Regions from separate parts of the Mus musculus genome. Here regions 2, 3 and 4 are each linked to region 1. A link is a loop called in an ENCODE intact Hi-C map of the cell type or tissue named here. Cell type or tissue: left cerebral cortex. All regions are shown on one strand. Region 1 holds the start of Tmem268 (transmembrane protein 268). Region 2 overlaps Whrn (whirlin). Region 3 has its middle 18 kb from the start of Gm42294. Region 4 holds the start of Whrn (whirlin).

What was found. Peaks named below come from ENCODE experiments on the same cell type or tissue, not always from the same donor. Only the 100,000 strongest peaks of a DNase experiment are listed, where the experiment ranks them.
Region 2: it touches region 1 in a loop (3-fold over the local background); 19 of 42 quality-filtered maps call a loop at or near these places.
Region 3: it touches region 1 in a loop (2.2-fold over the local background); 2 of 42 quality-filtered maps call a loop at or near these places.
Region 4: it touches region 1 in a loop (2.1-fold over the local background); 13 of 42 quality-filtered maps call a loop at or near these places.

Annotation. Positions count from the first base shown.
Region 1 is chr4:63,554,483-63,562,482 of GRCm38, forward strand. Tmem268 (transmembrane protein 268) reads left to right here and starts at 4,281. Exons shown (of 10, transcript NM_001356354.1): 1 at 4,281-4,475; 2 at 6,430-6,513; 3 at 7,958-8,000. In left cerebral cortex, CTCF peaks have their summits at 4,076 and 4,384; DNase peaks (open chromatin) are centred at 2,471, 2,882, 2,975, 3,340 and 8 more places; H3K4me3 peaks cover 1,742 bases; H3K27ac peaks cover 2,363 bases.
Region 2 is chr4:63,412,997-63,420,996 of GRCm38, forward strand. Whrn (whirlin) reads right to left here. Exons shown (of 12, transcript NM_028640.2): 8 at 6,426-6,497; 9 at 5,092-5,626; 10 at 3,416-3,597; 11 at 3,006-3,128; 12 at 1,914-2,670. The coding sequence ends at 2,488. Among named protein-coding and RNA genes, the nearest start is that of Akna, 14 kb to the left of the region's middle. In left cerebral cortex, a CTCF peak has its summit at 4,512 (motif pointing right); DNase peaks (open chromatin) are centred at 2,106, 4,517 and 7,350.
Region 3 is chr4:63,674,527-63,682,526 of GRCm38, forward strand. No RefSeq gene overlaps it. Among named protein-coding and RNA genes, the nearest start is that of Gm42294, 18 kb to the right of the region's middle. In left cerebral cortex, no CTCF peak of the experiment used is centred here; DNase peaks (open chromatin) are centred at 2,370, 2,622, 4,782 and 7,249; H3K27ac peaks cover 571 bases.
Region 4 is chr4:63,494,052-63,502,051 of GRCm38, forward strand. It overlaps Whrn (whirlin), which reads right to left and starts at 1,940. Exons shown (of 12, transcript NM_028640.2): 1 at 562-1,940. The coding sequence starts at 1,182. In left cerebral cortex, a CTCF peak has its summit at 4,524 (motif pointing left); DNase peaks (open chromatin) are centred at 740, 1,015 and 2,099; H3K4me3 peaks cover 2,240 bases; H3K27ac peaks cover 1,612 bases.

The DNA.
Region 1 (8,000 bases):
TGAAGCTTCCTTCCACAAATGCAGCTTTTATGAGTTATATGTCATTTCTACTCTCCTCTCCAGAGTTTAGGAACAATGTGGCAGATGCCAAGAGTTTTTTTTTTTTTTTTTTTTTTTTTTTTCCTGTCAGTTTGCCTCCTATCACTTCAATGGCTCTGGAGTTCCTGTAAAAGCTTGTGTGCCACCAGGTAGTTTATTCTCGCTTTGTTCTTTGTTTCCTGCCTGTGCAAACAGGCAGACTGGGCACCGTCTTTATGAAAAGATTTGGCTAGTGTTTTCTGGGGAAGATGCTGGCCAGAATATTGTGTCAATATTTGCTTCTCTGTCTCTTAATGTCAAGTGATTTTGGCTAGCTTCTGCATCGAGTGTGAACTTTAAGGATGTGTTTACTTTGTTGGGAGGAATAACTGACAGAGGTCACCCACCTCCAACCTTTTCTACTTGGAAATAACAAAAAAGTGGCAGCATTCTAGCCCAGTTGGCAACAGCTGCAGATAACACCAGAAAAGAAGCTGGGTTGCTAGTCCAGTGCCCACGAAGGGGCTGTCTTAGGATTTTAAGGATTTTGCTGTGAAGGGAGACCATAACTGTCTTAGGGTTTTACTGCTGTGGACACCATGACTAAGGCAACTGTTAGACAGCATTTAACTGGGGCTGGCTTACAGATTCAGAGGTTCAGTCCATTATCAAGGTGGGAGCACGGCATAGCTTCCAGGCAGGTATGGTACTGGAAGAGCTGAGAGTTCTACATCTTGTTTCGAAGTCAAACAGAAGCCTAGCTTCCAGGCAACTAGGAAGTGTGTCTCACAGCCCATGCCCAGTGTTACACCTACTCCAAGGCCACACCTCCAAATAGTGCCACTCCCTGGGCCAAACATACTCAAACCAGAACATTTAATTAGGTTTGGCTTACAGTTTCAGAGGTTCAGTCCATTATTGTCATGGAGGGAAACAGCAGCCTGTAGGCAGACATGCTTACATTGAAGGAACTGAAAGTTCTCTATCTTTTTTGTTTGGTTTGGTTTGGTTTGGTTTGGTTTTTCGAGACATGATTTCTCTGTATAGCCCTGGCTGTCCTGGAACTCACTTTGTAGACCAGGCTGGCCTTGAACTCAGAAATCTGCTTGCCTCTGCCTCTGTTGGGATTAAAAGCGTGTGCCACCACCGCCCGGCGAAAGTTCTATATCCTGATCCTCAGGCAGCAGGGAGAGACTGTCACTGTGTAGTCTGAGCATAGGAGACCTTCCTCAAGGCCACACCTACTTTAACAAGGCCACATCTCCTAACAGTGCCACTGCCTCTGGGCCAAGCATTCAAACGTGAATCTACGGAGGCTGTACCTACTCAAACCACCACAGGCTGCTTGCTGCCTTCCTAATTTTAAGGATGAAAAGAGACCCACACACTAGCTGAATCCTCTGCACAGCCATACAGTTACTGTCTTGTGGCCTCACTCCATTTGTCTGTTACCTGTCCCTGACACTTAGCTTTCTGCACCTTGAGTACCCTGGGGGGATTGTTGCCTTTCCTGACAGGTACCAAGGAGTTTGACTCAGTTTTCTGACAGATATGTTGTTTGCCTCCCAGAACACTTGGCAAGGACAACAGCTCTGTGTCTAGTTCTGTGCTCTCACCTGCTGTCATATCACATCTCATAGTGGAGTTTACCAGGTCACACCACTTCCAAGAGTTGAACAGATAGGGAGCCACTAGCGGTGGTACCTTTTATAATAAATACGTTTTTGAATAGTTTGTGTATTAATGCATTAATACTAATTTAAGGTGTTGATATACATGCTGTATACTCCATGTCTGCAGTAGTATTAGATTGCATAAATTAGGAGACAGCCTTAGAGGGATGAAGTTCACTTATTCAAGGACAGATAATTAGTGGCAGAGTTGCATTTGAATGTGTGACTCTCAGCTCTTGTGAGCCAGAGCTGCTGTGTGATCTGATCAGTTTGTTCAGCCCATGGCAAGAAAGCTAGAAAGTCAGTGAATGTAACTGGCAGCCCAGTTAGCTCTTCAGGTGCTCTCTGAAGCTCCCTCCGATCCCATCTGCTGCTGCTGCTGCTGCTGCTGCTGCTGCTGCTGCATTTCTGGAAATTCTGTCCATTCTGGGGAGAATTCTTTTACTTCATCCATGTATTAAGATGTGTTTAACAAAAGCCTGTCCGTTGGGCACTGGGTAGCTATGTAATGGCCTTAGGACTCGAAGTTTGTGCTGTCAGGGAAAGAATGAGCCAGTGGTCATAATAGGGATAACTGTAGGTTGAATGGGAACCAGTGAGGAGGACAGCCCTTGGCCTAGGGCAGGACAGGGCTCTCAGAAGTAGGGCCCTGTCACCCAAGACCCAAGAATAGGCCGGTCAGGTGATGAGAATGGGTTTGGCACTGATCTTCCAGATGGACAGGGAAGACCTGAGGCAAACACTGGGACCTGGAAGTGAAAGAATGGAGGGCAGGAGGAAGTGAGAGGTGCTCTATTTATGGAGCTTGGGGTTTGGAGAGAGGGCAGTGACTCATCCGGTGTAGGCTGCAGGTAGTGCACATCGAAATCCTCACAAATGCCCGAGACTCCCATCAAGCAGTCACTACTAAAGTCAGCTCTGCAGTCTGTTTCCCTGGTTGTAATGTCCTTGAATTCCGGCCCCCACCCCCGCCCCTATCCCAGGATTTCAGGTATGCAAACACTTGTGTTGCTGCAAGGGTGCACTTGCTAGTCAGAACACTAAGTACTCAACGTTTCGCCCTTGCAGCCTCTCACATCAGCAGGAGTCCCTGACTTTCCTGAATGAGTGGGCAGAGCTGTCCAAGCACACAGGCAGCTACATAGTGCACCAGTACAGCTCTGTCCGCCGCTTCCCAAGTTCCGTTTGTGTACCTGTAGGAGGCTGGTGTGTCGACCTAAAACTGCTGGCCCGTGGAGAGTGAAGACAGGCTGGTGGGAAGGCAGTAGGGCATCTCTGACATTGAGGAGGGTTGCTTCACAGGCAGGGTTGGGGGTGGGGCGGGGCTAGGCCACAGCTTGTTGCTGTTTCCTTTTCAATAGCCGGGTCAGCATTTAGAAGTCTCAGCACCCTTGGGTCTTTTGTTCCCAGGCCTCTACATTACTGTTTAGCAAGTTGATCAAACTACATGGGAGGCTCCCACGAACTGTTTTCTACTGCCCAGGGCAAGGCTGGCACAGAGCAGGTACTCAGTGCTGATTTGCTCACAGATAAGTTCATTTTCAGTAGCCTGCCACCTTGATCCTCACTTGTCCCCGTGGGCACCTCCATGGGATATGCTAATTTGGGTTTTCAATTCATTCTCGCTGCCTGGAAACATCCTGCAGGCACATGTAAGTCCTGTGGTCTGGAAGTCCTCAAGAGTTGTTAAAAGGAAGAAATGTGTTTGTGTCTCTCTGTGTGTACAAGACCACTTGTAGAGACAAGGGCAGTGGCATGTACTGCCCTAGTCCTTCCTGTAAGCAAGGGTGGGAACCACCTGTGCATTCATCGATCCCCTGAAAAAGAAACCAGGCTGTTGGTGCAGCAACCAAGTGCCCACCGTCTTTGTTGAAAGACAATGTTTGGTGGCTAATAGGATATAAACACGTACTCCAAAGAAAAGTACATGTAGTTAGCCAGGTCTGCTGTTGTCAGAACAACCCACCAAGGTGAACCCAAGACTAGTGATTTACCTGGAAAAAGAAGCAGGCCATCACAGATCCTTTTAAATCTCAAGGAGCGGGGTGTGCAAGTGTGTGTTTGAACACCTCACACATTATTTCGTAAAGATCTCACACAATTTCACAGCACTGTCTCAACTAAAGATTTTTAAAGAAAACGCAGATACAAAGTGGAGACTACACCGACGCTTTCAATACTGAACACCGTTTTTCATTAAAAACAAGCCTGGAAGAAACTTCTGGTCCCGAGTGTGCCTCATGCATCGGATCCCATGACTTTGTCACTCGGGACAGGCCTCCCCGCCCCGCTCCTTCACTGCAGGGACGAGCTCAGATCTCATGCACGTGGCGGGCGCAGGGCCCCTACCGGCGCCCTGGGGGAGCGTGGCTGATGAAACGCTCCGGGCTCGGCCCGAGAGACGCTCCTGCCGTAGGGCGACTCGGCGGAGACCGGCTGGGGCGACGCGCCCCAAAAAGGGCGCGCGGGGACGGCGGGGGCGGCGGCGCCGGGACGCCGCGGCGTACAAGGGGCATGGAACCTCTGACCCTGAGCGGCCCGGGCGGCAGCGCGGCGGTGAGTGTGCGCGAGCCGTGCGCGTGCCCGCGCGTCCGCGCTCCCGCGCTCGGGGGTTGGGGCCGCGGGGCCTGCGTGCGCGTCCCTCCGCTCAGGCTCGGGTGACCTCTTCCCGCCCCACGCGTCAGGCGTGGGATCTGCAGGGCAGGGCGGGTGATTTCTGGGGTAAAGGAACCCCAAGGCCAGAGGGCAGAGATCGGGGAGCCTGCTGCCCAAGCCCGAGGCCAGGTACGGTGGGAGACGCCGGGCCGGGCCGCGCCGAGCCGGCTTTCTGTTTTGGCTCCCTCCGGGTTTGCTCCCTGACCTTGGATAGTCGGCTTTCTCTTCCGGGGCTTAATGTTCTCATCATTGAAATGGGGCGTTTGAACTCCTTGTCCAGCCAGGTTTTTCTGCCCTAAACTTTTGGGGGACTGCTGCTTCTCTGATGTGTTGGACTTGCATTGTAATTAATGAAGCTGAGTTAGAAGAAGGAAATCCATTTTTTTTTTTTCTTTCTTTCCTTTCAGGATATGTTAGGCGCTCAGATGTTGGTGAGGCTGGCAGGCACTGTGCAGAGATGAGACCTCTTGGGGGCTTGAGTCTGCACAGCCCGCAACTGGAAAATCTGGTTGCAATGTGGGTTCCCAGAGGAACTCGGTCGGCAGTCACTTGCTCCCTCTGTGCTTTGCTTACCATGGTGTGGGGCTCCCTTACTTGTGTGCTGAAGATTGGAGCAGAGCTGAGGAGGTGGTAAATGGTTAGCATTTGCCATTGGGGTCCTGCCTGACCCCTCATGGCCCTGTAGCCTCGGTACTTGGATGAGAATGTACACGGGGAGCCCTGGACCCATCCTGACCTCTGAGTCGAGTCCATTCAGTTCTGTGTGGCTCCTTTCAGTCTCCTCCTTGGCGAAGCAGCCCATTTAGGCAGCCCAGGGAGTCTGTCGTCCTCCACCTTTGCTGCCTAGTTTCCTCCTCCTCATCTCTCTGGCAGTTCTGAGTGTGTTTTCCCCAGTGGATGGTGATCCCTGCAGGGGAGGGCTGAGCAAACGCTCCATGTTCCACTCCTGGTTTTACAGTCCAGGGGCTGGCCCTAGAAGGTTCTCAGGGAATGTTTGTGGCATAGGTTGATGACAGCTACCTTCTCTCAGTAATCAACCTTTTCCCAAGTGTGGATCTCATGGACGTGGAACCCATAGGGCAATCCTAAGTGTCTGTCCTTGTCTCCTTTCCAGGAAATGGAGGCAGAGAGAAGTCTTGTTACCTTGCTCAAGGCTACCCAGGTGGGAAGTGGTTGGGCTGGGCAGGTTACTTTTAGCCAACACACACAAACTTGGGTGTGTGACTGGAGTCTGCTGATTGGGTCTCTGTGGGCAGCTGAGGGGGCTGATGTGGGTGCTGTGATTTCTGCCCCCGACACAATGCTTCATTGTGGCATTTTGCAACCAGTGGATCCTTCTGTGCAGCCCCGGGCTTGAGCAACTCCAGTCTGTGTCAGCTCCTCCCAGCCTTTTCAACACTCCAGTGTTGGGAGGCTTCACCGAGAGGGCCTGAGTCCTCGGCCAGGAGTACAGATGTCAGGGTTGGGTCTGCCTTGTGGCCTACCTAGCAGTTGCTCAGAGGCAGCAGAGGGGCGCAACCTTGTGGCCATTGTGCCTCTTGGGTCTATAGAAAGAGCAGGCGCACTAAGATAGGCTGGTAAGTACTCCTTTGTTTGAGACCGCTGTTGTGAGTTGGACTGAGCATGAGCCGCAAGGAGACTCAGGCTGACTGGACTTGGTTTCTATATCACTGCCTAGGAATTGTGGTTTCTTCTGACCCACTCGAAGATGATTCCATGAATTAGCTGGAAAGGAAGCCAGCCCAAGCGTGGGTGCTGAGGGCTGAGACCCTGGAGTCACTAAAATCCTTCTCCCGACTCTTTGGCTGATAGCCACTCAGCTTTGGAGAGAGTATGTCTTGACCACGGAACAGGAAACCCATGTTGAGGAGAGAACGGAATCTGGGCTGTGGGCAGAGTAAGGGGAACACTGCCATTGTAGACGCTCCTGCCTCTTCATCTGGCTTTTTATAGGGGCACCTTGGGGTAGAACTTGGGGAACCAGGCTTGGGCAGCAAGTGCTTTTTACCCTCGGATCCATCCCCCTGACCGCAGATCCTTCTGTTCTCAACAGGAGTCCCCTCCCCCCATTTTCATTTTGCAGAGCATCCCAGCCTTGTGCAGCTGTGCCTGTTGAAATCTGGAGAGAAACAGTGAAGAAGCCAGAAGGTTCAGTTCCTCCCTGAAGGTCAGCGGGCAGTGGGGCTTGGGGGCCAGTTTGGATTCAAGTAGGTGTGTGTCATCTGTATGCTTCCTGCCTTCCCCAGTGTCAACCTCCCTTGGTAGCACATGAATGATCTAGAGGATTTTTCTCAGGACTGGTGTGCTCTTCGTGGCATTTAATAGGACATGATCTTTCTTGGGACACGTGTCACAGGTGGTAGCAGATTGGTGACTCAGGAGGTCAGCAAAGGAGCCCCCATAAGGAGCATTCCCACTTTGACTGATGATAATGGCTAAAGGTGGATGCTGGCAGCACTGGCCACGCCTCCGGGACCCTGCAGAGCTAACTGCAAAGCCAGGGCTTGCTCTCCTTCTCAGTAGAGCGTTTAACTGCCAAGGTTTCCCTGCTGGAAACCTCTGACCACCTGGAAGCCCCAGCGAGCAAACCCTTGCTTCAGTGAAAGCGGCTGTCTGTAACTGCTTTCTCCTGTGACCAGGAGAAACTATCTTTCTTTTTAGGAGGCGGGGTTTACCTGGTAGCTTACACCTGTCTGCAGCTCACTGTGTATCATAGGCTGGCATTAAATGTTTGATCCAGTTGCCCTGCCTCGTGCACTCCTCAGAGCTGGGACTCTCAGCATATGTCATGAGGCTGGACTGAGAGTGTTTTGTTTTGTCTTTGAGACAGGGTCTCACTGTGTAGCCCTGGCTTGCCTGGAGCTCACTATGTTGACCAGGCTGGTGATAGATCTGCCTCTGCCTCTAGAGTGCTGGCCTTGAAGGATTTAAAGAGCTAATACACATGGAGTGTGATATCTGTTCCCCATGGCCTTCCCGTGATTTTGATTCCTATGTCCATTGATTCTTGGTAGTGGGCCTCTGTGGGGAGAGGTCTGATAGATTTGAAGAAGCCTATTCGAAGTTCTGAGGATGAGTGATGTATCCAAGTTTACACAAGTAGGAGGCTGTGGGGCCACAGTGTGAATGAACCCTGAACATGGACTTTACCCCTTTAGAGAACTGGAATGTAGTCAGACTGTCTGCTAGTTCTCCTCTTCATGCTTGTCAGGACTTTTTGTGTGCAATCTGTGTTTCCTGTTCCCTGGTTTCGGTTTGTACATCTTGCAGAGCCTTGTACATGTAAACAGAGCTGTATATATGTGAACAGGCCTTCCCATAACGAACATAATACCTGTCCCAGGCTTGTTTGCCTGGGCATCTCAGGAAGGAATGGGTGGTGTCTGGTGTGGCTGAGCTGGAGAAGACCCTATGCTAGCTAGTAGGGAAATTCTCAGCAGAGGCCAGAGGAAGGTTTTAGTTCCTTCTTCTTCCTCCGAGAAGTTTCCTCAGTAAGATCGGAAGGTCAGCATTTAGACTCCTTATGGTCCTCCCTGGCCTTTAGCAACTCTGGCCTCCGGGAAGGCCAGGAAGCCAGGGACTCAACTTCTTTCTTTTGTTGTTCTTCATAGGCAAGTGGAGGTGAGACGCTGCCCCAGCATGAACTGCACCCCC
Region 2 (8,000 bases), 140 kb before region 1:
AGTAAAAATCGATTAGGAATACACCAGTGAACCCCTTCAACAATAGAGCCAGGGTCAGGAATCCTGGAATTATAAGAAACTCACTCTCGTCCTTTCATGGAGCAGTCTTGGGGCTTGGGGGCTCTGTCTCCAAGAGGCTGGACCAAGTAGCAAGCTAATAAATTAGGGCCAGTACAATGTATCTGCCCTGTAGGTCCAACAGCAGTCCAGTGACTAGCCCATGAGCTCTCGGCCAGCCAGCAACAGCTTGGAAGCTGTGCATTCAGTACAAACCACAAGGCCCTGAGCTGGAGAAGGTCAGGTATTCTGTCATACAGAAGCCCATGGGCAGGGAATCCCTGGGCCTGTGGCTGTTACTCCATGGCCTGCACTTGTTGCCATTTATTGTGCAGTTCTGGATTCCACGTGCGTGCATCACCTTTGGGGGCCTATTGCTGAACCTACCCTGTGCATCCTACAGGCAGAGAACCCAAGCACAGGGCAAGTCACCTGCCACACTTCCTCAGGAATCAAACTGATGAATGATGTCAGGAGCCCTGAGCCCGGCAAAGCCCTATATATTTGGGTAGGGGTTATCCTCATAGAGGTGACAGACCTGACAGTGAAGGAAAGGAGCAGCCATGACCCTGAGAGAAGCTGAAGCCATGGGTGAATGAAGGTGGGTACCAGCTGCCTTGGGAGAACCAAGACTTTGGCTTCTGATGGTCTACTTGGGTTTGAAAAAAAAAAAAAAAAGGATGGTCACTAATAACATCCTAAAACCTTGAACCTAAACCATTGCCAGAGACTTAGAAGCCAGAGCCCTGCCATGTAAATGCTTTAGCACTGAATCCAATCCCAGCCCTAGAGCAGGGTCTTCTGCAATGGAACTGATGGCCTCTGCCTACCTTGAACATACCCCTGGGCCTTCTGGTAAAGGGCTGACCACACCTCTTCCACCAGACATCATAATGTCAGGAGGAAATGGCCCTCAGGCTGGTCTTCAGTCAACAGGCCAGTTCAAGCTTTGCCACTGTTCCTACCTGATACTCTCCCTTCTGTCTGCTTCCAACCCCCACTGGCCTTGGATGCTGGAGCAGAGGGGTCCCGTTGGGAGGGATCGCAGGAAGAGCCCAGGACCTCACTACCTTGGCCGTGGGCCTTGCTCACATAGACAGGAAGGTGTGTCCGGCTCTGGCCCTGAGTGGAAACAGCTCTCCCTGCAGCTCTTGGTCTCTCTGCACTCCACCCTGTGGGACGAGGCTGGAGGGACCCTCTGGGAAGAGGCATCCTCTGTGGTGGGCCTCCTTTCCTTTGTGAATGAGTCGCTTGCCTATAAACCAGGGCTTCAGAGTTGGCTTCCTGGATTGTACACAGGATGTGCATGTGTGCACGCTAACGTGGAAGCCAGAAATCAAACACAGACGCCATTCCTAAGGAGCCACTCCTTGTCTAGACAGGGTCTCTCACATCAGGCTTGCTGATGGGGCAATGCTGGCTGGTCGGTGAGCCCCAGGGATCGACCTGCTTGTGCCTCCCCAGTGTTTGGATTACAAACCTATGCCACAGTGTCTGTCCTTCTATACTGGTTCTGGGAACTGAATTCAGGACCTCAGGATCATATGCCGATTACTTTACTGACTGAGCCATTTCCTGGCCCCAGTGTGTGTTTTTTAAACACAATGCCCATAGCATACTCTATCTGGGAGCATACCTGTTTCCCCTCACAGCTTCAGTAAGGTCCTCCAGTGGGCAGGTGAGGCCCAAGCCCTGTCTCCTCTCCTTCCGTATGTCCCCAACTGAACAGCTGGTGCTCAGTATTCAGCTGAGAATGTATGAAGCTCTGGGTGTCCCACCTGTCCACCCCTCACATCTCCCCACGCAGAGCAATCTAAACCCCAGCCCGCAGACAACAGCATAGAACACTGGCCCCCAACCTTGTTCAGATTTATTTATTGAAAAATTAAAGTCATAAGCTCTGTATATAAATACACTGACATTGCTGGTCGCCTGCAAGGCCTCTGGGATAGGCTGGGAGTGCAAAGGGAAGCTGGGGCCTTTGGGGGGGGGGCTCCCCTGAAGCACAGGAAGGGAAATAAATAAATAAATAAATACCATAGGGGCACGGAGCCAGGAGGAAGGGGGTGCGACTGGTGTGAACAAGCGTGCTGGCGGCTCATTTGTGGCACTGAAGGTCCTCCTGGCAGGAAGCAGTCTGTGTGAACTCTCCTGTGTCCTCACAGCCAAAGGCCTAGGCATCTGGGGTGGCAGTACCCCTCTCCAGCCTAGAGAAATGTACTCTGCCTTCCTTCCCTTCACCTAACATAGTTTTATTGAGCCCCTACTGTGTTTCTGGCACACAGGTTTTAACCTGACTTTCTGCTTGCCTTGTCTGGCCCTCTTCTTCTCCTAGTCTGGGCCAAGGGCCCAGGCAGGGTGTATGTGTCAGGGTGGGGTGGGAGACTCTGCCTGTGACCCCGGCTGATAGCCCTGAACTTGGCCCCACCCCTAGAGCATCACGTTGAACTCAGTGACCAGAAAGTCGATGTAGTCTCTCTCCTTGGTCTTGAAGGCCTCAGCGATGATTCGGGCGGCCTCCTTGTGCTCCTTACCCCGAAGTGTCTGCCCATTCACTTCCAGAATTACGTGGCCCACCTTGAGCTGTCCACAGTTATGGGCAGAACCTCCTCGCTGTGCAGGGAGACACAAGCAAGGGTCATGTGGGTACCTGGTTTTCACCCCCCACTAAGCAACTGGATGCTGCCAGTCTCGAGGCCACAGTCCTGGCAAAGTCAGGGCTGTGCAGAGTAAAAGGAAGCAACTTTCCAAGTTCTAGGCTAGGATGGAGTGGAGGCGGGGAAACCGTTCGTGTTAGCCTGCCCAGGCAGCCCGACACGTCAAGGGGCTTGTCATTCAAGAGGGTCCCCGTGTCTGTCTCCAGGTCTGTGTCACCTCAGGGAAGGCACATCTTAAGGATGCAGAGGAAGAGTGCTTTAACACAGGGAGACATACACAAGGGGACAAACCTGAATTGTGACGATCCTGGGCAGAGGCTGGCGTGTGTTGGCACCGCCCTCAATGGCGATGCCCAGTGTGGCTGCACTTTTCCTCACACGGACCAGGGTGGACGTTGGCTCCAGCAGGCCGGGCTGCAGGTGGGAGAAGGGTGGCCTTGATGTTTCTCAGAGGAGGGCAGTTGAAGCCTCAAATATGACCCCTCAGACTGCCTGCGCTACCATGCTACACTAGAGTAGAGAGCAGCCACCAGTGCTTGCCACCCAGGAGCAGGGCAAAGTGAGGCTCTACGATTCCTAGCACAGGGACCCTTCCGGATGAGCCCTTCCCGCAACGCATCCTATGGGTCGCATGCCAAGTGTCTCCTGATTCTCAGGCCCGTCCATCCTCCGCCAGGGCCCTGTGTGCAGTCCCGACTCACAGGTTTGTTGGCACCCTCCGCGGTCCTCTCCGTCCGGGGCTGCTCCTTGCCATTCTTGTTCTTAGCGGATGCTGTCTGTCTGCCTCGGCCTGAGGTGCTGGCCTCCGTCTCCCCGGCATCCACGCCACTGTCCTCGCTCAGGGTCTGCCCACTGTCTGAGAGCTGAGAGAGTGTGGAGGCTGCTGGGGACACATGAGGAGACAACAGCTGTCATGGAGGGCAACGTGGGGGAGGTGATGGAGCTGGGGGGGGGGAGGTGAATGGCTGTGACAATTGACCATGCAAAGATGGAGGGAAGGATGAAGGGATACAGGAGCTGGAGGGCAAGGCATAGTCCCTGCAACCTTCCCCATCTCTTGACATCCTGACCTGCCAACAGGGCTTGGCCTGATGGTCACTACTCCCAGGACTTCTGCCCAGACCCCCCCAGGCACTGGCATAAATATGAAAATAGAGGTTAATGGGCCGGCTCAGCTCCCAGAAAAAAAGAAAAGCATGAAAGGTCTGCCACCTTTTTTGTGACTACCCTGCTGTGAGCTGAGTGGTGGACACACGGATCCTGTTCCCCAGTCAGCAAAGCTGCTTCATTTTGTGTGTGGCCACTGGACCCTGAGCTGGGGTCTCTTGCTTAAGAATGTGCACTGTGGCCCCTGGTGTTTGGGGTAGTAACACTGTGCAAGCTTGGGTGAGGGATGAATCCTCCCACAGCTGCCTGCCCTTGTTCTAATCCCAGAGAGTGATGCAGACGCAGGGTTGTCACAGAGACGACTGTGCAGGGAGGAGCAGTGTGGGGCTGTGCCAAGCTGTGAGAATTCACTTGGGAAATGGAGAGTAACAGAATGCTGGCCCAGGGCTGATGGCAGGACTCCATCATGAGTTAAGTACAAGCAAGGTGTCTAGTCGTTACTGGCTCCCAGCATGGTCCGTCTACAGAGGTCTGTTTGGTCTTCTCACACATGCCAGTTTTTCCTTGGGGCGGGGACATAGTGTTGAGCATCTGTGAGTATGGCCTCGAGTCCCTGCTTGCCCTTTCCTGGGTTACTTTAGGCTTGCTAGGCTTTTCCAGGCTACCTAACATAAGGTATCATTTCAGCCACAAGATGGCAGCAGAGCCCAGCTAACTTGCTGGACAGCCAGCACTTCCTCCACACCCTCACTGGGCATCCCTTAGAAAACAGGGGGCCCCAGCCTGGGGCTTTGTTGCACTCTGAATTCTACACACCATTCAGAGGTTCGGTGACTAGGATCGCCACAGCCCTGAAATCCAACACCTGCTCTCGGCCAGACTGGGTGGTCAGGGGCAACAATGCTCTCCCCAGGCAGTCTTCCAGAGGAGGCTGAGAGGTGATGGATGCAGAGTGCAGGGGCAGGAGGCCCCTAACTCCATCCCCACACAAACCCCCACTCAGTGACCGACCTGGCAGTACTGCCTCTGTCGAGCCCACATGACCAGGGAAGGTGCCACTCATTCAGGCAATAAATGATCATCAGGGGCAGCGGTGAGATTCAAACTCAAGTCTTGGCTCCAGGCTATCTTCAGTCTGACCCTGAGCTAGACCTCATGTAGGCTAGCAGACCATCAAGCAGCACCCAGCCCAGGCCGTCACAACAGGAAGAGTGACTCTAGGGGCTGGAGACCCCTTCCCTGTGTCCCAGAGCTGGACAACCATACTCACTGCGAGTCTGGGGCAGAGCCCGCACTTCATTCACATCAGGCTCACTGTCCGGACGGTGCACCTCCACCAGAACAAAGTGCTGGTTTGCACCCACGGCGTCAGGGTGTTCAGAGGGTGATGGTGGTGGAAGGCAGGCCCCAGCTCCTGGGGTCTCTGCAGGAGGGCTCTTCAGGTGAGGTGGGGACTGGACTCGAGGGAAGGGGCCGATGGGGTGCTGGTTAACCAGGGCCAGGTGGGTGTCCAGCGGCTTTCTGGAACTGGGGTTGGCATGGGAGATGGAGGCATAAATGGGGGAGGAGGGAGAGTCCTGTGCTGAGGAAGGTCCCGGAGTGGGAGCAGTCCCTGGCGGCGGGCTGCGGTTCCGTGGTGCTGAGAAGACAATGCCTGAGTGGGCAGCAGAAGACAGAGGTGCGGGGTCCTCCCTCCCTGGCTTCCGTGGCTGGCCAAGCAAGCGGTCATGACCTTGAGCCAGGGGTGGTGGGGGAGGAGGTGGCTTGATACCAGGCAGATCTTCTGAGGGGGATTTGACATCATCCTGCCAAAAGACCCAACAAGAGTAGAAGTCAGAGCCCATAGTGGATGGAGAGGGACAGCGAGTGGTGCTGGACCCGGCAAAGACTGAGTCCCTGCTCCTCAGCTCCTGGCCACACTGCTTTGAATAATGCAACGCTCAGTGGAAAACTGTTCCCTGCATCTCAGCAGCTGAGGAGCGCCAGGATCTCGGCAGGTGTCTCTGGGGACCCACTCGATTCCTTAGGGAATCGAAGTTCTTGGCATCAGCAGGGGCTCATCACAAGTGACAAGACTTAATTAGCCACGGGGTGGGACAGGAGGAGACAGGGTGGCAGGGTGGCCATGGACAGGGTGCATCTCCGAGCGTAGTGGACCCACTAGAAGGTTTAAGCAGGGATGAGAACAGCAGCGTGCATGATGTGCCAGCAGGGTGCCTGAGGTGCAGGGTGCAGTATGCGCAGAAGTGGATCACGGCCACCAGCTCCTGGGACCTCCTTAGGCCAGTGTCCACACTTGGAAAGCTCTGACAGCCACAGAGAGACTGTCTCCATGCTTTGACCAAACCACTTGACTTCTTCTGGCCCCCAACTGTGAGCAAGGTGCAGGGTTTTCATGTTACAGATGAGAAAACACTGACACAGAGGGTCCAAGAAGCTTGCCCAGTGCCACACAGGCAACAGAGCAGGCAATCAGCTGGGTTGGTGGGGTCTCCGTAGAGACTCTATCCTACCACCCACCCCGTGTCCCCTCTCTGTGGCCAACCCTGAGAAGAGCCCAGGGGTCATGAACAAAGAAGAGAGTGCAGCAAAGCAGGGCCTTACCACAGACACATCCGGGAGAGCGTTGGTGCTGCCCTGGGTGGTCTCACCGGTTCCTTCCAGGTCTAATGTATTCTAGAAACAGGTGGACAAGCAACAAGCTGAGCAGGCGAGAGCAGAGCTCATCTGTTTCATGGACCTGGAATCTAGGACCTTATGACACCTTCCGATGGCAGAGGCAACCCTGACACACCCCTCTGTAGATATTTTTCTCACCCATTCAAAGCGGTACGGTGACATTTTCTGTTAGTCTCTTCGAAGTAAATTTTTTTTTATTATTTTCTTGAGACAGGATCTCATATGCTGCTCTCACTTTAAACTTGCTGTGTAGCCTAGGATGACCTCGAATTGATTCTCCTTTTTGTCTACCTTACAGAGCACTGGGATTAGAGGCATTTGCCAATTCATTCAGTGTATATGATGCCGGGAACTGAACACAAGTCTTTACATAAAACAATAAAAACAACAACAACAATAATAACAACAACAACACTCTATTAACTGAGCTACACTCCAAGCCAGGAAGTTCATTTTTCTTTGGGACTTCCTGATCGTTTTCAGGCCTTCATTGAGCGAGCTACCTGGAGATGCTTGGGATATCTTAGGTTTGAGCTTTAACAGACGCAGCTCTCTCACATCTAGTGGCAGACAGAATGCTGGGGGTGGGGCACACAGAACAAAAGAGGAGTGTATAAGGGTGCTGTTCCAAGTGGATCCCATCTTTAAAACTATCCATGTCTTCCTCCCTTCATCCTGTGTGTTAGACAGGGCAGTCGGGGGAGGGAGAGAGGCACGCACAGAGATTATTTAGGGCATCACATGGCTAACAGCACCAAATACACTGGGGGGGGGCAGCCACCAAGGAAGACTTCCTAGATTGGGCAGGCGGACAAGGCCCGACTGTGGGCAGGGAGCCATGTTTCCGACACTGGGAACTGTGTGTGCATAACCAGGGAAGAACACAGAGACTGCCTGAGGACTTTCTGTCAGCTCTTGATTACGCCTGGACTTGGGCCTGAGGGCAGTGGGGCTGCCTCGGAGATGAGGTCGTTTGCTTTCCACAAAGAAAATTAATTTTGCTCACAACATCCCCTCCTGCCAAGCGCACGTACTATAGGCACTGTGGCCAGCCCTTCTTACTCCCTTTGCTATGGTTTGACTGCAGGAAGCTCTGCTGGCTTCCAGGTTACCTCCTGCATGGGCAGGCCTATCTGAGCAGCCCACCACTCCCCTTGCTCCACTCTCCTCCCTCACTCCACCCTGCTCCCCACCCAGTAGCCAGACAGTCCTTGGAAAAGAATTCAAGGAATGTTCATCCCCACCTCAGGCAAAGCCAAAAACTCACATGATTGCTGGCCCTTTCTTGCTCCCATACCTGCTGCCCCAGGGCCTTTGCACTAGCTGTCCTGGCACCTGCACCATTCGGGATTCACTTCCATTTCTCCTTTAGTTCTCGGTGCCGGAGGCCTCCCAGACCAGCTCTGTCTACATGGGCACCGTACATACTATCAGCTGTCTACCCCGACCCCATTCCACTTTTCTGTACACAGGTCACAATGTGGCTTTATTATCTCTTAT
Region 3 (8,000 bases), 120 kb after region 1:
AGCACTGGGCAGAGAACCTGAAGCCTGGTATCCATTTCAAAGTCACACGAGTATAGAATTCACCCACAGTCTACCTTGCTCATCAGTTTTAGCTCCAGGTGTCTTTTGCCCTTTTCCAAAAATAAAGCAATAGGGAAGGAAAGATTAATCGGTAGGTGAAGTATTTGTCACACACATGTGAGGACCTGACTTTGGGTCCCCAGAACCCATGAAAGGTGTGAGGTGGTAGCGCAGGGCACGGTAGAGAGTAGGGGACTATGGCAGGCTCACACCAGTGAAATCCAGAGGCTTGAAGACCAGGTAACAGCAAACAGGAGTCCTTCTCTGAAGTAAGGGGAAGGTGACTGTTAATCCTGAGAGCTGTCAGAAAAGTCAGTTCCCCCATTTGAACCAATTTGAAGCAAGCTTCTAATTAAATACTAACCAAGATAAGATTTGGTCAGGATCACTCCTTGGGATTCCCAGATAAGTAGTCCCACATATGTTTTGCAAGGGCTTATAAGGACAAACCCACTAGGCTACTAATGAGGCTTTGTTATTTTCCTAGAACTACAACTCCCAGCATTCCAGGAAGTTACCTGATCTCTGGGTGGGTGGATCTTACTGGTTAAGATTTAAAAGGGCAACAGAAAACAATGTCCTCAAAGCTCCTTTCTTTTCAAGGGTGTTTATCTTTTATTAGCAAGATTTTTCTATGGGACAGTCAGGGATGTAAAGATCTCTGCTTGTTGGAGACTCTGTGATTTGGGGCCAGTTTCCTCTTTTTTAATGACTGTCAGTTTCCTTCTTTCTAATCTGGGTTTGGGGCCCATAAATCCTTGAGCTCTTGAGAGTTAGCAGGTGCCTTTATGTATGAAGAACTTGGAGTCACAGAGAAGGGCCGTTCAGGGTGTTCAGATGGTGGTTCAGGGTCTGTCCCTCTGCACATGTCAGTTTGTCAAAATAAAAGCTGACGTTTGTAGATTTTCTAATCCTCAGACAACTTTGTAATGTAGATGTCATCATTATTTGTGTCTCAGTTGTTAGGGAAACCAATGTATGGATAGACTTTCACATAGCCACTGAGGTTTATATAGTCCACTATACAGCATTATGCCAATGGCTAATACTGTTATTCACCTAATAGTGATGGAAGTGGGTGGATCCCATGTTCTTCCCATAGTGGAAAACAGAGCTTTTAGAGTTCCATTTTCTTGGGATATGGAGATGCCACAGAAGACCACACATTTCTTAAAGGCATTTTGAAAGCTGACATGGGGTGGAGGCTCTTGCCTTCTATATCCCAGAGCAGAGCTGGGTTCCCTGCTTCTTTCACTGTGCCTAGAGGAATATCAGGTCTCCTAGGACCTCTGACCTTGTTTCCTGTGATCCGAGTTTACTTGTGTTTTCCCTTTAGTAGAGATGGATTGAATCTTAGAGAGTGGATTTGATCCCTGGTGACAACGCTTCTTTGGGAACCCTAGCAAGGGTTCCAACACAGCAACTTCAGGTACAGAACGCAGTGCCTGTTCGTCCTGGTCCCCTGCAGGATCTTACCACACCTTCTGGCTTTTTCTGCTATGGTGGGATCTAGATAGTAAGAAGGTCCAGAAGAAGGTAAAGTGTCTGGTGACCCTACTTTCTACTCTTCTTTCTTTCATCTCACCTTCCTTCCTCTTTGATACTTTCTCCTGTATCCTTATGGCCTTGTGGACCAAGAATCTGTAACTTGCTCTTACCCTAGTATTTCATCTTTTTTTTTCCTTCCTTCCTTCCTTCCTTCCTTCCTTCCTTCCTTCCTTCCTTCCTTCCTTCCTTCCTTCCTTCCTTCCTTCCTTCCTTCCTTCCTCTTTCATTTTGTAAATTTCATTTTAATTTTTTACTTATTCATTTTACATCTCACTCACTGCCCCCTCCTGTTCACCTCCTTCCACAATCCTTCTCCCATCCCTTTCCCCTTCTCCTCTGAGTGGATAGGTCCCCCTGGGTATTCCCCCATCCTGGCACTTCAAGTTTCTGTGAGGTTAGGCGCTTCCTATCTCACTGAGGCCAGACTAGGCAGCCCAGCTAGAAGAACATATCCCAAGTACAGGCAACAGATTTTGGAATAGTTCCCATTCCAGTTCTTTGGGACCCACATAGAGACTAAGCTGCATATCAGCTACACATGTGTGGGGAGGTCTAGGTTCATCCATGTGTGTTCTTTGGTTGGTGGTTCAGGTTCTGAGAGCCAAGGGTCCAGGTTAGCTGATTCTGTTGGTCTTCCTGTGGAGTTCCTATCCCCTTTTGGAACCACAATCCTTCCTCCTATTCTTCCATAAGAGTCCCGAAGCTCCATGCACTGTTTGGCTGATGGGTATTTATATCTGTCTGAGTCAGCTGGGTAGAGCCTCCCCAATGTTTCTTAACATACATTTACAGCCTATTGGACCTCATCCTAGCCATTGCTATAGTTTACTCTTTTATTTATTAATTCTTTAGTATTCTTGCAGGATGACAGACAGGCTTGCTGAGTTTCCATTGGGTTCTTGGTGATTGTTGAGTATTTCCATCCTTCATGTGCAATTCCGAAGTCTTTGAAGCTCTACAGAACAGATGTTCTTCTGTGTAAAAGTCCTTCTTCCTAATCTAATCTGGGCTGCTGGGAGCTGTTTATCCTCCTCAGCTCTCTGATGTGGCATGGCCAAGGCATCTGTTTTATTGCAGATGATAGTGTCTGTGATGTATGGTTTGTAACTCTATTGGGAATAACATACAATAGAATATAAGCAACTAATAGCTGTTTTGGACATTGAAAACACCGCTTTTCAAAACTCATTGGGCTCTTATGATTTTGAATGAGGGACAGTGTGCTCATATAATGCACCATGTAGGCTACTTGGCTGTTGTCTTATTGCTCTGTGTTTGGAATTAAGCAGAGCATGACATGTCATATGAAATGTTCATCCTCACCCATCTTGCCTTCATTTGGGATTATTTCCTTTGCCACATTTCTTAGAATGGAGTCAGGCTAGCAGAAGACAGGAGCAACTTTATAGATTTTGTACCTGGTGTCATGTAGAGCCCCTGTACTATTGGGTTTGTAACTGTCACCCACACTTGGGAGGTAGACTTGTAAGATACTACCCTGTCCATATGAAGCTGTAATATAGCAATCAACCCACACATCATCTTTCCATTGTATTCATCCATCCATTCATTCATCCATCCATCCATCCATCCATCCATCCATCCATCCATCCATCTACCCATCCACTCATCCACCCATGTCTTTCATAACATATTTATTGATGATCCAGTCCTCATCTTGGAAATAGAGATGGCATAATAAGAAAAACAGTCAAGATCTTTGCTTTCAAGGAACCTATAGTTCTGTGGGGGTAAAGAAGATGGAAAGAACAACAAATAAACAAGGACCAGCATTGTTTATTAATGTAACCACCTCTAAAGATCTTATGTTTAGACACTTGGTCCATGGCTGGTAGAATTATACTGGGATATGGTGGTACTTTAGCCATATAGGTCTAATTGAGAATGCTAAGACTCCAGGTGCAGGCCTGCGAAGGTCATACATATCTCTTCTTCCAGTTTAATCGTGTTTCCCTGTCAACAATCAAAATGAGTAGCCACTCCTTGCTTTATGGGCATGAACTAAACTAGCGTTGCCTTCCCCTTCATTAATGGGCTGAAATCCCCTGAAACCATAAGCTAAAGTAAATTCTTTGTTTTATATTTTAATTTTAAAAATGTATTCTCCCATATATTATCTCCGGACCTCAGTTTCCTCTCTCTCTTATCCTCCCAGTCCCTTCCATCTCCTCCTTCCCTTCTAAATTCTTCCCTTTCAACAGCTTCTGTCACTGTCTTTCCCAGTGGTAAGAATAAATAACTAACAGATATTTGATATCAGAAGTGAGGTTGTGGCTATTATGAACTCTTACCATGTGATACATAGGCTCTTGGAACTGTTCTTTCAGGAAAGATGTGGGGGAGTTTGGTGGTGTAGCCTAGATAAGCCACAGAACATTGCAAATACAGGTCAAATGTGACATTCTGGTGTAAGTCTGGAAGATCAGAAAGGTGAATAAGAAATGAATGCTGTAAAGGGATCTTGACAAAAGCAACTCAAGAGAGAAGGTTTTTACTTGGCTCCCAATTCCAGACTCTATAATCTATCCTGATGGACAAGTCTCAGTTGCAGGAAATTTTTTGTGGGAGAACAAAGGCAATACAGGGAGTTGGAATAGAGGTCATTTATATTATATATTTACTCTGTCAGCTAATCTGGCTATGTTCTGTGCATGTCTTGCAAATATGAGTGAAGTTGAATTCAAAAGTAATGTACTAATTTATTTGACAGAGGAAATTCTAAGATAGCACAGTAGTTAGAGCGTGTCATGGTTCCTATTCACTGCTTGTGATTGTTTGTGCTAATTGTCAACTACACAAAACTCAGAGTCACTGGGAGATGAGCCTCTAGTCATGCTTGTGGGGCTTGTCTTAACCATATCAAATGATATGGGAAGAGCCATCTTAATTGTGGGTGGGACCTGAGCATGGAAGCAGAGAGTATGCATTGCTCTCTGCTCTTGACTGTGGATGAATGTGACCAGTTCTCTTAAGTCCCTGCAGCTGAGACTTGCCCATCATGATGGACTACATAGCCTGGAATTGGGAGTCAAATCAAAACTTTTGCTCTCGAGTTTCTTTTGTCAGGATGTTTTATTACAGTAACAGGGAAAGAAACCAAGATACCACTTTTATCCAGGTTTATATTGAGAACTCTGAGGAAAAAAAAAGTAGAACGGAAAGATGTAGAAAACATATAGCTTAAGAAGGAGTTTGAGCACATTTAAAACTGTGGGCAAGGTGGGTGCAGACAGAAAAGCAGGAGTTGTTAAAGAGATCAGTGCCAATAAAAAGAAACCATGGGTGCTTTGTACTGGGAAAATAGGAAAAGTATTTCCTATTTTCCCAGTGCAATGGGAGGTGCCCTACTCCCTTCCTAGATTTGTAGATCTCAGGATGTAAAAATAGCAAATATATATATATATATATATATATATATACCCCTCATCTTAAAACAGTTATTCCTCAAAAAATGGAGCAGAGATTGAAGGAAAGGCCATCTAGTGACTGGCCCAACTTGGAATCCATCCCATAAGCAGGCACCAAACACTGACACTATTACTGATGCCATGTTGTGCTTGCAGACAGGAACCTAGCACGACTGTCCTCTGAGAGGCTCTACCAACAGCTGACTGAGACAGATGCATACATATACTTACACTCAACCATTGGACTGAGGTCAGGGACCCCTGTGGAAGAGTTAGGGGAAGGATTGAAGGTCCTCAAGGAGATGACAACTTCATGGGAAGACCAACAGTGTTAACTAATCTGGACCCCTGGGAGCTCCCAGAGACTAAGTCACCAACCAAAGAACATACACAGGCTGGTTTGTGGCCCCAGACACATATGTAGTGGAGAAATGAGATGTCTGGTCTCAGTGGAAGAGGATACACCCAATTCTCTAGAGACTCGATGCCCCAGGTAAGAAGGGTGAGGGGTGGGGGGAGTTAGATGGGGGTGGATGGGTGGGTGAGAGGGATGGGTGGGGGAGCATCCTCTCAGAGGCAAAGGAGGGGGGGATGGGGTGAAAAACTCTTGGAGGGGAATCTGGGAAGGGGGTAGACATTTGGAATGTAAATAAATAAGACAATTTAAAACAAACAAACAAAAATAGTTGTCCCTGTTTGAAAAGGGCCATGGTAGAAAAATGTTTTCCCACATTTATCAGTATAGATACTCAGAGGCTGCTATAATAGTGGTCCAAAGGTGTCAGGCTGCATCTTGAACTCTCAGCAGGAATTGTTATCATTCATGAGGTGTTGCAGGATGGGATTATCATCATCCATGAAGTGTTTCATTGTGGCGTTATGGAGATTTATTCCAAGGATCCAAGGAAAGGCCAGCCATGGGCACCAGGGCTGCATTTTCTGTAGGGAGGCCTTGAAAAGTTAGTATGTGAAGTTGAGAGGATGAAGGCTCAAACCCAACACAGACCTGAGGATGCTGAAGAGAGTGAGAACATGGACTATCTGCCAAAGAATGCTTTAGGCACTGAATAGACCCAGAAGTGAGGGATAGAGAGAGAAGGAGTCAAAAGCTTTGAAGCTTCAGGCCATGTTTTCCCTTTGATAGGTCTGGTCTTTTTTTTTTTTTTTCTATTCCTCCCTTTTGTGTAGAAATGTTTACTCTGTGCTTCTTGTATATGTTACTTTCTGTTGCTCTGAAACACCGTGACCAAAAGCAGCTCAAAGAAGAAAGAGTTTATTTTGGTTCATGGTTCCAGAGGGAGAGCAGACAATGGTTGGGGAAGCATGAGAGTAGGCTCTGGGACAGGAGGCCCAGATCACATGTCCAATCACATACAGAAAGCTGAGAGAACTAGAGGCGGGGTGAAGCTATAAACTCCCAAAGCTGTCCTCTAGTGATGTACTTTCTCCTGAAAGGCGCTACCTTATAAAGGCCTCACAACCTTCCCAAACAGTGCCACTAACCAGGGAACAAGTGTTCAAACACCTGAGCCTCTGGGGGCGGGGGCACTTCTCATTTTAACCACCACATCATTGTATATTGGAAAAGTGTAAGATTCACATTAAATTAACATCATCAAAAAGGTGAGTGCTTGCCTTGAATCTCAGAAGAGACTTTGGACTTTCTAACAGCTTCAGAGCTATTATGATTATGGGGTTTTAAAAATTGTATTGAATGAATTTTATGTTGTGAAGTCACAATGAACCACTGGGGACCCTGGGAAGAATATTATGATTTATATGCAAAGTGTCTTCCATAGTTGAATGTGCCCAATGGTGACACTTTTGGAGAGAAGTTGTGGAACAATGGGAGCAGAACAACATTCTAAGGAAGTCCCCTACCCCTAAATCCTGATTGGTGGAATAACTTGGCATAGATATTTGTGGAATTTAGGTTTAAAACTCTGTAGGAACTCAACTCTGGGTCACAGTTCAGTCCTAAATCGGACCATGACCCTGGTTGGCCAGTCCTGGGGTGTATGCTCAACAAACTATCCTTGTCTGACTGAGGTCAGTATTCATATGGTTTGTGAGGCAATCCCTGGACCCCAGCAACATAAAAGCTACTTACATAGCCTTTCCATTGTACTAGGCATTACACCAGATTGGGAGATGATGTGGTCAGGAGAAAATAGAACGATTCTATGCAAATGTATGCAAATACCATGCAATTTATGGAAAGTGCTTGAAAGCCTTTGGATTTTGCTGGGCACAGGGGGCCTGTATCCTCCCTTGCAGATAACTGAGGCATGGCTGAAAATGGAATCAGTTCATTCGCTTTCGTCTTTCTTCTTCCCCTCCTCACTGCTTTACCTTCTCCCTTCATTTCTTCACTCTACACAGCTCAACTGAAGTATATAATTGCTGCACATAGCAACATGCCCCATTTGGGATATGCAAGCATTTGCACTACTGTCACAATTAAGGTAATATATACACTCAGGGCCACCCGCCCCCATCCAGGTGGTACAGGTAATTCTGAAATAATGCACAGTATAATCAGGCCCTAGTTTTTCTTCCTTGGTAACTGAGTTCAGCCACCTAGAAATGAACTATGTTAGATTTAAATCCTTAGTTCTTCAGAATGTGGCAGTATGTAGAGTTAGGTGTTTTAAGAAAGTGGTTTCAATTAGGTCTAATATGGTGGGAGTGCCCTGTGAATATAGACAGGGAGAAGAGGAACACTTGTAGGGAGACGAGGAGCACTTGCAGGGAGAACAGGAGCAAGTACAGGGCAACAGGAGGGGTTGCCAGAGGAAAAAAAAATCAACCCTGCCGACACCATGCTCTTGAATAATGTTTGGTTGTGAAATCCAGCCAGGTGTTGGTTTGCTAGTTGGAGCAAACTCTTCCAGAGATTGCCATCTAGCTGGCTTTTGACCCTGGAGAGTACATCACACGTCAGAAACTAAGTTTCTGCCGCTT
Region 4 (8,000 bases), 60 kb before region 1:
GCGCCAGTTCTCTGGTCTGGCTTGTTCCAGCATACACTGGTTAGTCCACAAATAGAAGGATCAGCCCCAGCTCTGTGGTTACCCAGCCTCCTCCTGGGTTACTAGCAGTGGGGCAGAACTAACTTTCAGCGGCAAAAAGCCTACAGGATCCAGAAAACAGCACAGCAGCAATAAAGATGGGGGGGGTGGGGGGGGGTCTGGAGGGGGGAGAGCATCAATTACCCAATGTCAAGCAGGGGCTCTTTTCTAACACTTGTAAGGATCCACAGCCCTTTTCACATTTTATGACCAGGCATTTGCTTATGTTATACTGTGTATGTGCCTTAGCCTTTAGGTCACCTAAGGCAAGAATAACCATTTCCTCCGTGCTCAGAACACCGATCTGCGCCACAAATTAAATGTTCCTCTTTTAAAATCCGGTCAGGGAGGCAAAAATAAACCAACAACAAAGACCAGAAAGGTCAGGCGATTTGGTATAAAAGATAGCAGCACAGGCAACCGAAGAGGGAGCACTAAACTGCCTGTACTGTCCTCTAACGCTCCCATAAACCACAGCCCTACCTTGACAGCCTCCGCGTGGGTCACCCGGGCTAGAGATTTATCGTTGACGCGCAGAATCTGGTCCCCGACCCGCAACCCTTCCTTCTCTGCCAGGGAGCCCGGCTCCACTAGAGACACGTAGATGCCCACGCCGTGTTCCGAGCCCCCGCGGATGCTGAAGCCCAAGCCCTCGTGGGCCTTGGCGCGCCGCAGGCTCACGAGTCGCACCTCCCCGGGCCCCGCGCCGTCGGGAGCGGCCCAGGCGGGCTGCCTGTAGGGGGTGGTGGCTGGCAGGTAGAGGCCCTCGGCCGTGTACTGGTCGAAGAGCAGCTGGTCGGAGCGCGGGATGACCAGACGCAGCATGGGCAGCAGACGCCGCTTGACCGGGCTGTCCAGCAGGACGCGCAGGGTGCGCACCAGGTCGAAGACGTTGCGGCGCGCGTGGTACGCGTTGAGGCAGTGAGTGAACTGCTCCCGCTCGGGCTCGCTCAGCAGCGCCGTGAGCGCTTGGTGCAGCTGGCGCACGTTGGCAGACAGCAGCCGCAACCCCGCGCCCCCGCCGCCGCCCGCCGCCGCCGCCGCCGAGCCCAGCGAGCCGGTGGAGGACGAGCTCACCGACAGGCCGTCCAGCTGTGCGTTCATCTCCCCGCCGAGGCCCGGCCGCACTCGGGGCGCGCGGCGCGGGGCGGCAGCTGCACCTGCGGCCAGAGGCGCGACAGCTGGATTCCCCGGGGCGCGGAGGTCACGGCTGGAGTCTGGGTTTGGGGTAGACGCGGAGTCACCGGCTGCAGTCTAGACTGGCCCGGAGAGCGGAGACGACGGCTGCAGGGTGGGTTGGGGAGGTGCAGGTGAGCTAGAGCGCTGGCTGGATCCTGGGGAGGTGGCAGGGACAGCGGCTGGTGTCCCAGGGGCGCGAAGGCAGGTGAAACTGGAATTCGGAGGACGAAGAGACGGCGGCTGCAATCCTGAGGACCGCGGCGGGATCCTGGGGGGACAAAGAGTTGGCGCCTGGAGGCCGGAGGTCGTGGAGACTGCGGCTGGAGGCCGGGGGGAGCGAGAACAGCAGCTACATGCCGGAAGGCGCGGGGACCGTGCGTGGCCGCAGTGGGGGGCGCAGCCACGCCGCCCGCCCCGTCACACCATGTCCGGGGCTCCCCCAGCCGAGATGCCCGTTCCTCTAGGGCTGGGGGACCCCAAAGTCAGAAAGAAGTTAGGGCGCCGGTCAATCTAGGCTCAGAGTCCGGAGCAGTCGCAGCCAGAGGAGCCACGCGGGCGTCCGGCGGGGGGTGCGGGGCATGTCCCGGGCCGCCCACCATGCAGCAGCCCGGGCCCCCGCGCCCCAACGCCGCCCGGGCGCACACGGAGCCACGCGGCCGGGAGCCCGGACTTTGCGAACTGTTGAGCAGCTCTGGGCTGAGTCTTCCAGCGAGTTCCGACGCCGCCGCCGTCGCCAGCCGGGACTTGGCCCCGCCCCCTCGCCCCTCCCCCTCCCCGCCCCGTCCCCCCGCGGGCTCTTCAGGAAATGACGTCCCGCCTGGCGCGCCTGGCTGTTGCCTGGAGACGGGGTGAAACAGTCCGGCCCCAAGGAAGAAAGGGGTGAAAGTGGGGGTGAAAGAAAGCAGGAGGAGCCCTGGGCCCCTGCGAAGTCTTCCCACTTCCTCAGCCCAGGGGTGAAAGATGGGGTCCTAAAAGCTGCGCTTTCCGGCGATCACAGCTCGATTCCAGGGTCGCTTTGGAGCAATTAGCCGGTTTGCCAATTCACAATTGGGGAAAATGGCCAACTTTTGGCCTCTAAAATAATAGATGCTTCATGCTCTGCTTTTCTGCCTTAAAATGTTGTTCCTGCAGCTTGCACACGTGCTGACTGCAAGTTTAAGTGAGTATGTGGACGATAATCGGTCACCTGCTCTGCACATGAGAAGAATATAAGCCACACAGGTGCCATCAGGAGCCAAGTCCTGTGCTGGGATAGATCAGCCTGGGCCCCTTCCTCTGGTGCTCTCCGGAGTGGGGGGGGGGGGGGGAGGGGGGAGTGGGGGAAAGCAAGGAGCTGTTATCAGAACTGTAAAGTATGCAAACACACACACATGCATTTAAAACTAAGTCTGGAGTAGGAATGTCACTTGTACCAACTGTTAGGTCCCGCTTGTGATCTTTTCCACACTGAGGGAACAGGGTGAAGGTTACATGACAACTCTATATACAGTCTTTAAAAAAAACATATTTTATATGGAAAGATGTCAGAATACACAGTCTAAAGTCTGTCATCTGATACCCACTCTCCTAAACACTATCACAGGAAAAACTCGGCTTCTAGTCAAAGAAGTGTTCTAAGAAGATCTATAGTGCTTGACCTAGTCACCACTACATGCCATGTGGATCTCTTTAAACCTGAATTGCCTCTCCAGAGGTGTTCTGTGAAAAGCTGGTTTTTTTTCCCCTAAGACTGTCCTGGGTTGCCGTCACAGGAATGAAACGGCTGACTCTGATATGGGAGAAATAGAAAAAGAGAAGGATTATCTGGAGTGGCTTTGAGCTGGCTGCAGAAGGGTGTTTTGTTCCCTGGCTAGTTATTTACCTGTGCACTTGGTCATTCTTCATTCAACATTTGCCAAGCACCCGTTCTGCTGCTTGACCAAGCGGCATATGGTTGATGCTGGAGACCCAGGATAAAGAGTTGAAATCTTTGACCTCAAAGAGTCATAGTCTGGCAAAGGAAAGACGGTGTAGGTCAAGGTTAAAAACAAACAAACATAAAAAAGATAAGCATTAGGAGTGTCAAGATAGACCACAGTGAGGCGAGGAGACTAACAGGAATGGACTTTCTGGGCTGCAGAGATGTTTCCGCGGGTAAAGATATTTGCCACCAAGCCTGACCACCTGATTTTCATGCCTGGAACCAGCACGGTGGAAGGGGGAGAACCAACTCCTGCAAGCTGTCCTCTAATCTTCATGGTGCTTGTGGCACGTGTAGCAACCCTGTAGCACATAATAAACGAATAAGTAAATAAAATATTTTAAAAGAAGAATCTTTCTGAGTAATGGGAAGCCACAGGGAGATTTCTAACACTGTAGTTTAATGCAGTCCCAAAATGGAGGCAAAGAATTAAAGTTCTCCTTTCCCCAAAGCTCTCCCCTTCTTTTCACACAGACCTGAGTTGAATTGATGCCCAGTGAACATATTTCACAGGGCGTCACAAAGTGATGTCTTAAGTAGCCAATTGAGTGACCCTTTGACATCTGTCTTACAGCTCTGCGTGTAGCAGTCCGTGCTATGCATCCTTATTTCTTCTTGCCGACCCTAGTTGAAGTCTTTAATGCAACCAGAACAAGTTATTTAAGGAGAGAATCTGTTCCAACCCCTCCCCTCATGTATTAATGACATACCTCGAAATGCCACCACACGGGACTTAATTGCATGCAGTTCGGGTTTTCTGCAAATGTATTTCATGCTTAGTGTTCAGTTAGTTTGTGTTCTAATTATAATTGCTGTGATTGGTTTGATAAATGCAGCCCAGGAGCTAAGATTCCCCACTCCCAATATTTCCTTTCTGTGCAAAGGATGTTTTCGAGAATATTTTGCTTCGGGCAGCAGAAGCCTCTGTGCTAACAGCCTTAGGGAAAAAGGAAACACTTTCTTCTGCAAACATCGGGCACCATCTGGGAAGGCTGTGCTATTGTTTAGCTTCATAGAGGTTGATCTGAGAGAGCAGAGCGAGAACCGAGGGAAGGACAAATGGGAACTTTCCCATCCATCTTGCATAACCACCTTCGTATCAGTTTGCAGTGTGTCCCTCAGAGAGGCAACGTGTAACTGTGCTCAAACCTCAAGAATCCTATTTCATGAGTGAAGATGTGTTTGTCTGTCAAGAAATAAGCTCTCAGAAATTCAAGCTGCCTGGACTCCTGGGGGCTGTACTGCCTTCAGGCCCTTGAATGAAATAGGAATCAAGAGTTCCTGTTTGGCCTTGGCTGCATACTGCCCTCTTCAGAGCTAAAATAGTATTTTCCTGCAATCGCAGACATCCCCCCACCCCTCCCCTTTTCTAAAGCTAACTTTCACCCCAGTGCTGGAAACTGACCCCACTAGGTACACAGGCTAAATAAGACCTCAGACAACTGATCAATACCCTAAGCCAGGGTTCTCCAAGACAAGATCTCACTGTGCAGCTCAGACTCTCCTGGAACTTGATATGTAGCTCAGGCTAACCTTGAACTCATGATCCACCCGCTTCAACCTTCAAAGCAACACCACATCCAGCACCAAGGCCACTTTTAATTGTTCACTGTTGATAACCAACTTGAGCCAACCCTTCTAGTCCAGATGTTTCTGGAAATCTGGACTTGAGCAACCGGAAAGACAGAGCAGGAGAAAGAATGAATGGTGTTGCCTTTTGTGCTTAGCACAACTTACAAGTGCTGAGATATGCTCGTTGCTGAGCTGGACTTTTGTTTGTTGTTTGACTCTTAGTGACTTCTGCATTACTGTGATCAAAATATCTGACAAAAACAAGTGTGTGTGTGTGTGTGTGTGTGTGTGTGTGTGTGTTTATGTGTGTGTTCATGATTCCAGAAAGTTCAGTCCATCATGGTGATGACACCATAGCCCAGGAATTCACGTCATGACTGGCTAGGAAGTAGAGTGGGACAAGAAATAACCAGGGACCCTATGATTACCAGAGGCTGTCTCCAGTGGCCCACCTCCTGCAACCTGGCCCCACCTCCTGCAACCTGGCCCCACCTCCCAAGTCTCTCAAACCTCCCAATACAGTGTCATCGGCTTGGAGCTAGCTATTCAAACCATAAGCCCTTGGAATTCCTTTTCAGGTTCAGGACACAACGGTTTTGAATGCAAGCTACACGTTTCATGCCCTATGCGTCACATGAAGCATGTGACACACAGGAGGACAGGACATTACTGGTGACTTCCTTCTCCCTCTTTTTATTGCAATCTTTAAAAGCCCTTTTCCATTCATTCCATAGTTATTCGGAGCCTCTCTCCTTCCCTCTAATTCACTGAAATGTCTCCTCAGAAGGTGATAGAGATTAATTTAACTTGAGATGCATTTCCCGTGGGACATATAGAATTATCTGTAGCTGGTGGTTTTTTTTTTTTTTGAACAGCTCTGTTTTAAGCAATTATATGTTTTATTCACTCACTCCTACCAGCAAGTACAAGAGATTCCATCACCACTGTCGTCCTCTTCCTGGTAGAACAGAGAGGATGTAGAGATGCCAGGAGGCAACTATCCTGAGGATGAGAGGGATACCCACATGGAGAGTTGGGCTTTTGGACCAGGAGAGTCTCATTCCAGAGTTTGATTATCAATCTCTGTAGTGTAGAGTCTCCCAGATGTGTGGTTCAGAGATGTCAAGTTGGGCCATCCTTCCTGCTGGGATCAGTCAAGGACCACATTTCTTCCACGAATGTGAATATTTTCTTTAGAGAATTTGAGATGAGAACTCACAGGTTAATAACTCACAGTCCCTGACTGGTAAGCTGACAGTTTGTGCTATAAAGACAGAGTAGAGGCTTAGTAAAGAAAATATCATTGAGAGAGATCCTTCATGGGGAGGATTTGGGGACCTTCAGATTTCTCAGCTCAGATACGGGGGCTCAAAGCTATCCGATGCTGGGTGCCATGGGGAACTCATTCCAGCGTGAAGACTCCTGGCAGCAAGGACATTAACAACCAGAGCTATCGCTGGTGCTGCAGGACCACAGCCTGTCTCTTCTGCAAATGTCAGTGGGGATGGATGATATCAGCAGAGAAATGGGAAACAGTTTCCTCTACGACCGGTAGATAGCACCGACAATATTGATGGAAGCACAGGGAGATAAGAGAGAGGAGAGAAAAGAGAAAGCACCAAAAAACCAGCGAACGACAGGAGAGAGACGGGTATTTATCTTGCCTTGGGTATAATCTGCAAAGAGTCTGATTCATGGTCACAGAGATTCATGTGACTTGCTTGTAAGAAAGCTGTCAGAGCAGCGAGTTGATCCCCAACTTAACAATTCTGTTCTTTATTACCTTTGTGACCTTGAGCAAAGCAGGGAGAACTTCCTCACTAGAATTTCCTTATCTGTAATGTTGGGTGGACGATGCTGATGCTGATTGTGCTGATGTATGCAAAGTCAGCTCCTACAACGCTCGGAATTCATCTCAGTTAACGCTTTTTCCACATGGGAACACAACTCCTTTATCAGCCTGGGGACGAGCACATGGAAGGTGCTCCTCCATGTGAGTAATTCCTTACTTTCCTCCCTCTGGCCTCGGTCTTACAGACACAACCACGGGGCTGAGATGGCTGCTGTCTTGCCCACCATCCCCACACAGCCAGCGGTGCCCCTTCAAGCTCTTTAAGTAGCAGGTAAATGGGCAAGATCTTGGATGGGTGCAGAAGGCTCTGTGCCACCTGAGCATCATTCTTCTTTATTCTTCCCCATCATTACTACTCTGACTCTAAGGATGAGCGTCTGGGCTGAGACAGAGCCATTTCTCTGAGGTCTGCCGACTTACTCCCTGTGCTTTGTAGTAGCATGGCAGATGGGACTGGTGCCGGTTCCTCTCACACAGCTTTGGGGGAAATAGCACACTATCATGATAGCAAAAAATAAACCCCAGGGAGCCAATTTGTGAGCTGGAAGTGGGCAGTGCAGGGTAAGTGACCTTATCAGGCTTGCTGTTCTATAATCCCACTGCCACGAGGTCTGTACAGCTCCCTTAATCAGGGGATTATGAATTGGTTACACTGGGACACTTACTCTCACCCGGCAAGGTTCAGATTAAGGAAACTCTGAGCTCCAATATCCTCACTTTGTTCATGATCTCAACAGTGCTAATGGGGGTGACCATCCCTGCATTCCCTCCATGGTCTTCAAGTACCTCTACTCTACTGATAGTGTTCTGAGAATTTAATAGATGTCACACCACTGTGGTCCCTATCTTCCTGGAACTGACTAAAGTCAGGGTGTGTTGAATTGTGGACATCAGATGTGACTGTAGGAACATCAGGACTTGTAAAGTGAGGGTTCCCAGCCAGAATCCCCTTCTCTGAGCCTCAGCTCCACCACTCGTGTCAGCACCACAGAACCACAAACAGCACTGTAGCCAGAGTTAGTAAAGTGGCTCCTGGTTATATAACCTTGGAGAAACCACATCTCTCCCAGCCTAGGCTTCTTTACCTATAAAGAGAGAGAGAGAGAGAGAGAGAGAGAGAGAGAGAGAGAGAGAGAGAGAGAGAGAGGGAGGGAGGGAGGGAAGGAGGGAGGGAGGGAGAGAGAGAGAGAGAGAGAGAGAGAGAGAGAGAGAGAGAGAGAGAGCACTAAATCAGGGATATGAAAAGGAGATAGTTAGAAAGCTAAGAGAGCAAACACATGTAAAGCAATTAGCACAGGGCTGGCTACAGAGAAGACCATTCCTGTGCTTGCAACTCTAGAGTCAGGCTGAGGATGCAGC